Linked DNA regions of Homo sapiens: region 2 is linked to region 1. A link is an interaction called in ENCODE POLR2A ChIA-PET data of the cell type or tissue named here. Cell type or tissue: PC-9. All regions are shown on one strand. Each heading gives the region's core, and the rest is flanking DNA. Links, peaks and the distances in the headings are about the cores only. Region 1 has its middle 68 kb from the start of LINC01038. Region 2 has its middle 44 kb from the start of SPRY2.

Evidence for each region. ChIA-PET counts read pairs that join two places held together with the same protein. Peaks named below come from ENCODE experiments on the same cell type or tissue, not always from the same donor. Only the 100,000 strongest peaks of a DNase experiment are listed, where the experiment ranks them.
Region 2: POLR2A ChIA-PET joins it to region 1 with 5 read pairs; 2 of 35 experiments call an interaction of 5 or more read pairs at or near these places.

The regions. Positions count from the first base shown.
Region 1 is chr13:79,734,541-79,738,934 of GRCh38, reverse strand. No RefSeq gene overlaps it. Among named protein-coding and RNA genes, the nearest start is that of LINC01038, 68 kb to the left of the region's middle. RefSeq lists an enhancer at 1,659-2,159. In PC-9, for the core only: no CTCF peak of the experiment used is centred there; a DNase peak (open chromatin) is centred at 2,414; H3K27ac peaks cover 1,288 bases.
Region 2 is chr13:80,382,880-80,387,273 of GRCh38, reverse strand. No RefSeq gene overlaps it. Among named protein-coding and RNA genes, the nearest start is that of SPRY2, 44 kb to the right of the region's middle. In PC-9, for the core only: no CTCF peak of the experiment used is centred there; no DNase peak of the experiment used is centred there; H3K27me3 peaks cover 332 bases.

The sequences.
Region 1 (4,394 bases), core at 220-4,219:
TCCCAGCTACTTGGGAGGCTAAGGCAGGAGAATTGCTTGAACCCGGGAGGTGGAGGTTGCAGTGAGCTGAGACTGCACCATTGCACTGTAGCCTGGGTGACAGAGTAACACTTCATCTAAAAAAAAAAAAAGTGGGAAAGCTCACAGATTCTATAAAACAATTAGGCAATTCAGAATCCGAGGCAACTAGCTAACAACATAATGACAGGAAAAACACCCTCAAATATCAATATTAACCTTGAACATAAATGGTCTAAATGCCCCACTTAAAAGATATGGACTGGCAAATCCTATAGATAGGATTTTTTAAAAAAGAAAATCTTCTGCTACAAGAGACCCATCTAATGGCTAAAGACACCTAATTCAAAGTAAAAGAATAAAAAAAGACATATCACACAAATTGAAAATAAAAGTGAGCAGAAGTGGCCGTTCTTATATGAGATAAAACAAACTTTAAGCCAATAACAGTAAAAAAAAAAAAAAAAAAAAAAAAAAAAAAAAAAAAAAAAAAAAGATGCAGAACAGTATACAATGATAAAGGGTTCAGTACATGAAGATTTAACTATCCTAAATGTATACACACCCAAAATCCAGATTCATAAAACAAATACTACTAGATCTAAGAAGAGAGATTGAAAGCAATACAATAATAGTGAAGGACTTCCCCACCCCAATGACAGTAATAGGCCATTAAGGCAGAAAGTCAGCAAAGAAATTCTGGACATAAACTGTACTATAGACCAAATAGTTCTAATAGACATTTATAGAATATTGTACGTAACAACTGTAGAATATATATCTTTTTTATCTGCACATGGAACATTCTGTAAAATTGACCACATGCTTGGCTATAAAGAAAATCTCAATAAATTCAAAAAAATCAAAATCATATTGATTATCTTCTCAGGCCGTAGTGGAATAAAATTAAAAATTAATACCAAGAGAAGCTCTAAAAACTACACAAGTACATGGAAACTAAACAAATTGTTCCTGAATGACTTTTGAGTAAACAACAAAATCAAGTCAGAAATTAAAAAAAATTAGAAATGAATGAAACTAGAGACACACTTACCAAAATGTCTGAGATACAGCAAAAGCAGTGCAAAGAGGAAAGGCCACAGTATTAAATGACTACATCAAAAAGACAGAAAGATCTAAAATTAAAAACCTATTGTCATGCCTCTATGAACAAGATAAACAAGAACGAACCAAACCCAAAGCTAGCATAAGACAAGAAATAAAAATCAGCACAGAGCTAAATGAGATTGAGACCAAAAAAAGGATACAAAGGATGAACAAAATGAAAAGCTGTCTCTTTGAAAGAATTAAAAATAAAAGAGAAATTTATAGACCACTAGCTAGTTTAACCAAGAAGAAACGAGAAAAAGCTAGGGCCAACATGGCTGACTAGAAGCAGCTAGTGTACACCGCTCCCACAGAGAGAATAAAAACTGGCACATAAACGCTAGATCTTCAACTGAAACATCCAGGTAGACATATTGGGATTCATCAAGAAAAGAACTTGACCCATAGAGAATGGAGAGGAGTGAGACAGGCTGACTACCCACCTGGAAGTGGCACAAAGCCAGGGCAGGCTTCCCTACTGTGGAGAAGTGTTGAGTGAGTGAGAGCCCTCAGGGACCCATACTTCTTCTGTGGACCTTTGCAACCCTGGGCTCAGTAGATCCCTTTGTGAGCCCATCCCACTGGTACCTTCAGACTGTCTCACGGAACTATATGAAGTCTGGGCAGGGCCACCACTAAGCCACATGCAGAGTCATGGGAGCCTTGGACCCCTGGGCATCCCAGCATTAGTGGCTACAGCTCCAGCAAGAGTGGAGGTCAGGCTCCCTCACACACTCCCAAGAAAGAGGCCAAATCCATGATCAGCAATGAACTTCAGGCCTCACCCCTACTGCACCTTACAGAATAAAGCCCACTAACCTGGGACTCCAACCACTCCCAACTAGGGTTCTCAGGCCAGTAGCAGCTATGCACGTTCCTGAGATGGAGCTCCAACAGGAAAAGGCAAACTTCCATTTTTTGCTGTCATTCAGCCCTCATTGCTGTTGCCTTCAGGTTCTGAAGGGTGCACGGTGACTAGGGACAGCTACGGATTCCCAGAGCAACACAACCACCCCCCAGAAAAGTGGCCAGGCTGTTTTTTAAGTGCTTCTCCTCACTGGGTGGGACCTCCCAACCCAAAACTCCAGCCACCCCTGACAGGGCTTTCCAGCTGGTAGCAGCCCTGCACTTCCCTAGGACCGAGCTCTAACAGGGAAAGGCAAGCTACAATTTCTGCTGTCTCACAATCTTTGTCATTGTTGCCTTCAGGCTCTGGAGGGTGCATGATGACTAAGGGCAGGTGTGGATTCCCAGCACAATGCAGCCATCCCACAGAAAAAGTGGCCAGACCACTTTCTACACAGGTCCCCAATCCACTTCTCCTTACTGGGTGGGGCCTCCTGACCTGGGACTCCAGCAAAACTACCCTACCCCCACTTGAACACATCAGTTGAAGATGGCTATGCAGTTCTCTGAGGAGGAAATCCCAGATACAATCCACAAGCCCTCACCATTGGAGCTGCAGTGGTACCACTCTAACTGCCCTCAGGCTGGGGAAGGAAAAAGGGCCTAGTCACTGCATTGTCACCTCCAGCACACTGCAGCCACCATATGGAGAGGAATCCAGTATCTCTTCCCTGTGAGTACCCCCATCCACCCTTCACCAGGCAGGACCCCCAGCTCATGACCACAGATCTGCCACCCCATCCATGACTGAGCACACCTACCAATAGTGGCTCTGAGTTTTCCTGGGGAGGGGTTCCCAGAGCCAACAAACAGCTCCTCTGCCATAATCACAGCAGCGATTGTGTCCCTGCTGCCACTGGGCTGGGGAAGATACAAAGAGCCTATGGACTTCACATGCACTCCTAGCATGCCATAGTCACCCTATGAGAGGAGCTAAGTCTCTCCTCCCTGTGAGCCCTTGACACTTTGCTCCTCAACAAGCAAAGCCCCCAGCTCAGGCCACCATTCAGGAGGCATTGCTATTGAACATTCCCAGTAGCAATGGCTCCACATTTCTCTGAGGTGGAGCTCCCAGAGGTAACTGAAAGCCCTTCTTCCACTGTTGCTGCAGCAGTACTTTCCTTGATGCCTTGGTACTGAGAAGGGGCAAAGACCCTGAGTGTTTTAACCATACCTCCAACAAGCTGCAGGTGCCCTAAGGAAAAGAGGCCAGTCTCTCCCTTATGATCCACATGCCCCATCATTTATTAACAAGAACCCCTGACCCAGCTTGGGTCCACAGTGCAGCCATCCCATACCAGGCTGATTGCACTGATTGACAGTGGCTCCACATCTCTCTGGTGTGGAGCCCTAAGAGACAAGTGAAAGGCTCTCTGACACCAATCTCTGCTAAGTTTCCTTCCCCTCTGCCTCAAGGTTGGAGAGAGAACATAAAGCCTGAGCTCATCCCAGAGCTGTGGTCAGGAATACAGCCCAGGAATGCCAAGCTGAGATCTGCAGCCAGCACTCAAGTGGGAGAAGAGCCCACACTTTCAGAGCACTAAGAGGGAGTACAGCTGCAATCATAAAGAAATGCAGAGGAGCCATGTGACTGAGCAAAAGCCTACCTACTGGCCATTTCACCTAAGTGTCACCTACTGGATCACAGATGAAAACTTCAACACCAAAAATACTTTGCTATACCCCAGTATGAAATCAAGGACAAGAATTCAGCTACAAAGACCCTGCACAAAGCCCTCTGAAAATATCCTGAAAAGAAGTCTACTGACTGTACTCAAATTACCCTGCAGTTAAAGGAACACCAGCTCACACAGATGACAAAGAACCAGTGCAAAAACTCTGGCAACTCAAAAAGCCAGAATGGCTTATTTTCTCCAAATGACCATGCTAGTTCCCTGGCAAGTGTTCTTAACTGGGCTAAAATGGCTGAAATTACAGAAATAAAATTCAGAAGATAGGAATAGAGATCATTGAGATACAGAAGAAAGTTGACACCTAACCTAAGGATTACAATGAAACAATACAAGAGCTGATAGATAAAATATCCATTATAAAAAAGAGAACCAAACTGATTTGATAGAGCTGAAAAACACACTACAAGAATTTCATAATGCAATTACAAGTATTAACAGCAGAATAGACCAAGTTGAGGAAGGAATCTCAGGGCTTGAACACTGGCTTTCTGAAATAACTCAGTCAGACAAAAATAAAGAAAAAAAGATAAACAAAACCTCTGAGAAATGTGGGATTATGTAAAGAGAAATAAAACTATGACTCATTGGTGTCCCTGAAAGAGACAGGAGAAAGCAAGCAATTTACAAAACATATTTCAGGATATCATCCATGAAAACTTCACCAACCTT
Region 2 (4,394 bases), core at 189-4,188, 650 kb before region 1:
TGTCTGCATTGAACAATAATACAACTGTGATTTAGAGATTTAAAAAATTCTCTGCAAATGTTAACATTAGTCAATATGAAGGCATTCACAGAAAGATAATGAGGAGATTACATTCCTTCTTTTTTAGAAAGTAAGCTTCTTGTAAAAATGAATTTTATTTCTACTGAAAAGGGTTGTGTGTGTGTGTGTGTGTAAATGGTAACACTTTGCCAACTACTGGGTGCAATTCATGTGTATAGCATCTTTAAAATTATTACCCCATTAGAGAGTTAAAATTATATCAATTATTTGGTTTCATTTAGCCTTTAGTGTTTGATTACTAGACAATAGAGCTTCATGGATAATAAAAATGAAATTTCCAATAAAAAATTAAAAAAACCTCTAGCTGTGCCAAAGTTCTGAGGGTTTCAAGTTATACAACAAAGCCACTGGCTTTCAAACAGTGCCACAACTCCAGCACCTTGTGCCAGATATTACATTTACTCAGGGTCATTTGGACAAAAGTAATGAAAAATATTAAAGCAATGTTTACATAGCAGATATGCAATAGCAATCATGTTATGTACATTGGTGATAAGAGTAAGAATTGGATTGTTTGGGAGAAAAGTGACATTTTCTCTTAAGTAGTGGAAAATTACCAGTATGCAGTATGTTGGCATTTTCTACTTAACTTTATTCCTTTATTTTTTTTTCATGCAGCTCCACTGTAAACCATTATGATAGTTATCATAATACATATGCACACATACAAATACATATAATCAGAAATGTTTTCTAGAAGTGATCTGAAAGCCAAAGAAATATGGTGATAAACTATAAATTATACCTTATTCAGTCTATTTCTATGATGAGATAAAAGGGCAAAGTGTGTGAGCAGTAATTATGCACAGAAAATGCTTATTAGGTGCCCTCAAATGGCAGACCACTATCCAGTCTTACTCTTCCTGGTCTTACTCTAACAAATTGTATAGGATTCTAATTGCAAGTGAGTATTGCTCAGTTCATCTTAACAATATATCATAAGCCTGAGCTCCACCAATAGGTTCAAGCTGAGAGATGTCTTGTGGCCCCACATGTGGTTTCCTTTGAAAACCACTGAGCTATAGCTGCCCCTGAAACACCTCTATGTTTGCTTCATCTTAGTGATAGCTTTTCTTTATTAGTTTATTCAGCAACCATGTAGTTGGGTCCTTGATTTCCCATCCAACACATCTTTTTGTCCCCTTCTTTAGCTCCTGACACCTTATTTCTTATTCCCAAACTGAGTATCATTTCCCCATATAAAGGGCTCTACGTAATTATTAGTCCCCAGTCCAACCCACAAAAGCCTAAGTAATCCATGGTATACCTAAAAGTTGTATTTCAACTACTCTCAAGTATACTCGGAGTTTTCTTTCCCTTGGGAAAATACTGAATTCTCACTAGAGGAGCAAGCAAAGGACGTCTTCCCAAGATTCTAACAGAAACCTTTACCTACTCCTTGAACAGAGAGAAATGGAACTAACCTTACTGCCTTCATTGTTGCCACAGTCATTTTACACAGATTATGTCACCAAATTTTACACAGATTATCTCATTTTCTCGAAGATATTACACAGATTTTACAAATGGGGAAACTGAGTGCCAGAGAGCACAAAGCAAAAAATGGAGTAAGTGATCAAGTCGGGATTTACACCGGTAGCAGTCTAACTTCAGAGTTTGTGCTCCATCCTGCCTTTCAAAAGAAAATCCCGCGGTCCAAGTCTATTACTGCTTGGGTGTTCTAAGTGAGGAACAAAGAAAAATTAGTCCCTTAGAGAAAGAATCCTATTCCCCAAAATCCACATGTTGAAGCCCTAACCTCTTGTACGTCAGTACACAGTATGTTGGAGTTTTATACTTTATGTTACATAAAAAAGACTTCAGAATATGACTGCATTTGGTGATATGGTCTTCAAAGGGGTAATTAAGTTAAAATGAGGCCATCAGGAGAGGGACCTTAGAAAAAAAACCACCTTGATCTTGGACTTCCAGGCTCCACAATTGTAAGAAATAAATTTCTGTTATTTAAGTCACCCAATCTGTGGTATTTTGCCATGACAGCCCTAGCAAACTAACCACAGTTCTCATGGTAAACACCACTGGATCTCCTACCCATTCACGTGGGATGAGTTATCTTGAGGCCATTGTTGGGCTCAAGGCTCATTAATGCAATTCCTTTTCTCCCCTAGGCTTGAGGTATGATTTCTATAGAGCTTTTTATATTAACCAAATCAGGATAACTTATATTAAATCTTCAAGTATTTTCTTTAGGCACAGGAGACCATATCAATGCGCAGGACTAGAAATAGGGATACAAAATAAACAGGAGAGAGATGTCTACAGCATGCCTGATGTCTTTGGCACACTCTTGGTCTGTGAGCCAAGCATCACAGGGCTTAGCTTAGCACACCCCAAGGCTTAGTGCTAAGCTAAGACTTCGGGTGCTACAATAAGGACAGGCATTGGAGCTGAGTTCCTAAGCATGTGAAAAAATTGAACATACTTTATTAGTCTAATACTTTATAGTACAGCATAGTAGTTAAGAATGCAAACAGGAGATACACTGCCTGGCCTTAAATCTGGGATCCTTCACTTAGTAAGTGGGACATTCAGCAAGTTATTTAAACTTTCTGCACCTCAATTTTTTACGTCTTAAATAGAAGGGTTGTTATGAGGATTAACTCAGTTAATGCATTTAAAGAGTTCCAATACCTCTAGCACATAGTAAAGGCTCAATATATTTTAATATTATTGCTTTTGGTACAGAGGCACAACATTTTCAGGTTTGTTTCCTTTTTTTTAATTACGTATCCACCTATATGAACAGAGCAGAATTCGTATTTTTGTGACATCTGATTCCATTAAATGAATATAGATATAGAGCTATTTCTGCTATCAAAAGATTTGGTGTATTCAAAAAGTTTCTATAAATGGTGATTGTTTTATTCAGAAACTAGGTGTTTAGCTTTCCAATATATTGTCAATCTGTCATTCATTTAACAGTCATTCATTATGCATTTACTACATGCTAGGCAATGCTATAGGCAATGTAAACGCAAGAGAGGATAGCACAAGTCCTGTTCTTGGAGTTTGAATTGCGTAGTCTAATGGAAGAAATAGATATGAAAACAAATAATTATAAATATGCATCTAATACATTTAACCAACACTTAGCAGATTTTCAGTATTTACTAAATGAATGAATGAGTGCTTGAATAAAGTCATATAATGGGAGAAAAAAAAATCAGCAGAAGAAAAGAAACATTTAGAGGGAGCAAATAACTCAGCCTAAAGAATTAAGCAACACTTCACAGAGAATGTAATATTTGAATTAATTTTTTTTTTTTTTGAGACGGAGTCTCGCTCTGTTGCCCAGGCTGGAGTGCAGTGACATGATCTCAGCTCACTGCAAGCTCCGCCTCCTGGGTTCACGCCATTCTCCTGCCTCAACCTCCCGAGCAGCTGGGACTACAGGCGCCCGCCACCATGCCCGGCTAATTTTTTTTTATTTTTATTTTTTAGTAGAGACAGGGTTTCACCGTGTTAGCCAGGATGGTCTTGATCTCCTGACCTTGTGATCCACCCACCTCAGCCTCCCAAAGTGCTGGGATTACAGGTGTGAGCCACCGCGCCCAGCCTTGAATTAATCTTAAAGTGTATCCATTAAAAAGTATTATTAAATAAGAAATTTCTTTTTCCTTTTTTGAGACAAGGTCTTGCTCTGTCACCTAGGCTAGAGTTCAGTGGCATGATCACAGATCACTCCATCCTTGACTTCCTGGGCTCAAGTGATCCTCCCACCTCAGCCTATCAGGTAGCTGGAACTGCAGGCATTGTACCAACATTCCTGGCTAATTTTTTATTTTTAGTTTTTGTGGAGATGGAGTCTCACTACGTTGCTCAGGTTGGTTTCCAACTCCTGAGCTCAAGTGATCCTCCCACCTAGTCCTCCCAGAGTACTGGGATTACAGGCATGAGCCACTGTACCCAGCCTAAATTAGCAATTTCAACATGCAGAAAGAGGAAATCTTTACAAAAGCATTAATTCCTCATTGGAAACCCTCTGAACAAATGAAAAAATTTCAATTCTTTTATATATATATATATATTTAAAATCAGTGATGTAGTAGAATCTGCTTGTCTCTGCCCTCAGCATATATTTGATGGATATGTCAACATTTTAGAAAAACTCTTTGTTTTAGCTCTGCATCATCTTTATCACCAGACTTGCTGCCCTTTGTCAGAATGAGGTGGGTCTGAGGCTCAGCGATGCACAACGTGACCAACACCACAACCAGGATAGGAACCACCATGCCCAGGTCTCCCCTTTACCCACAGTGTCCTATGGTGGCTGGTGTGCTGCTGGATTCAGC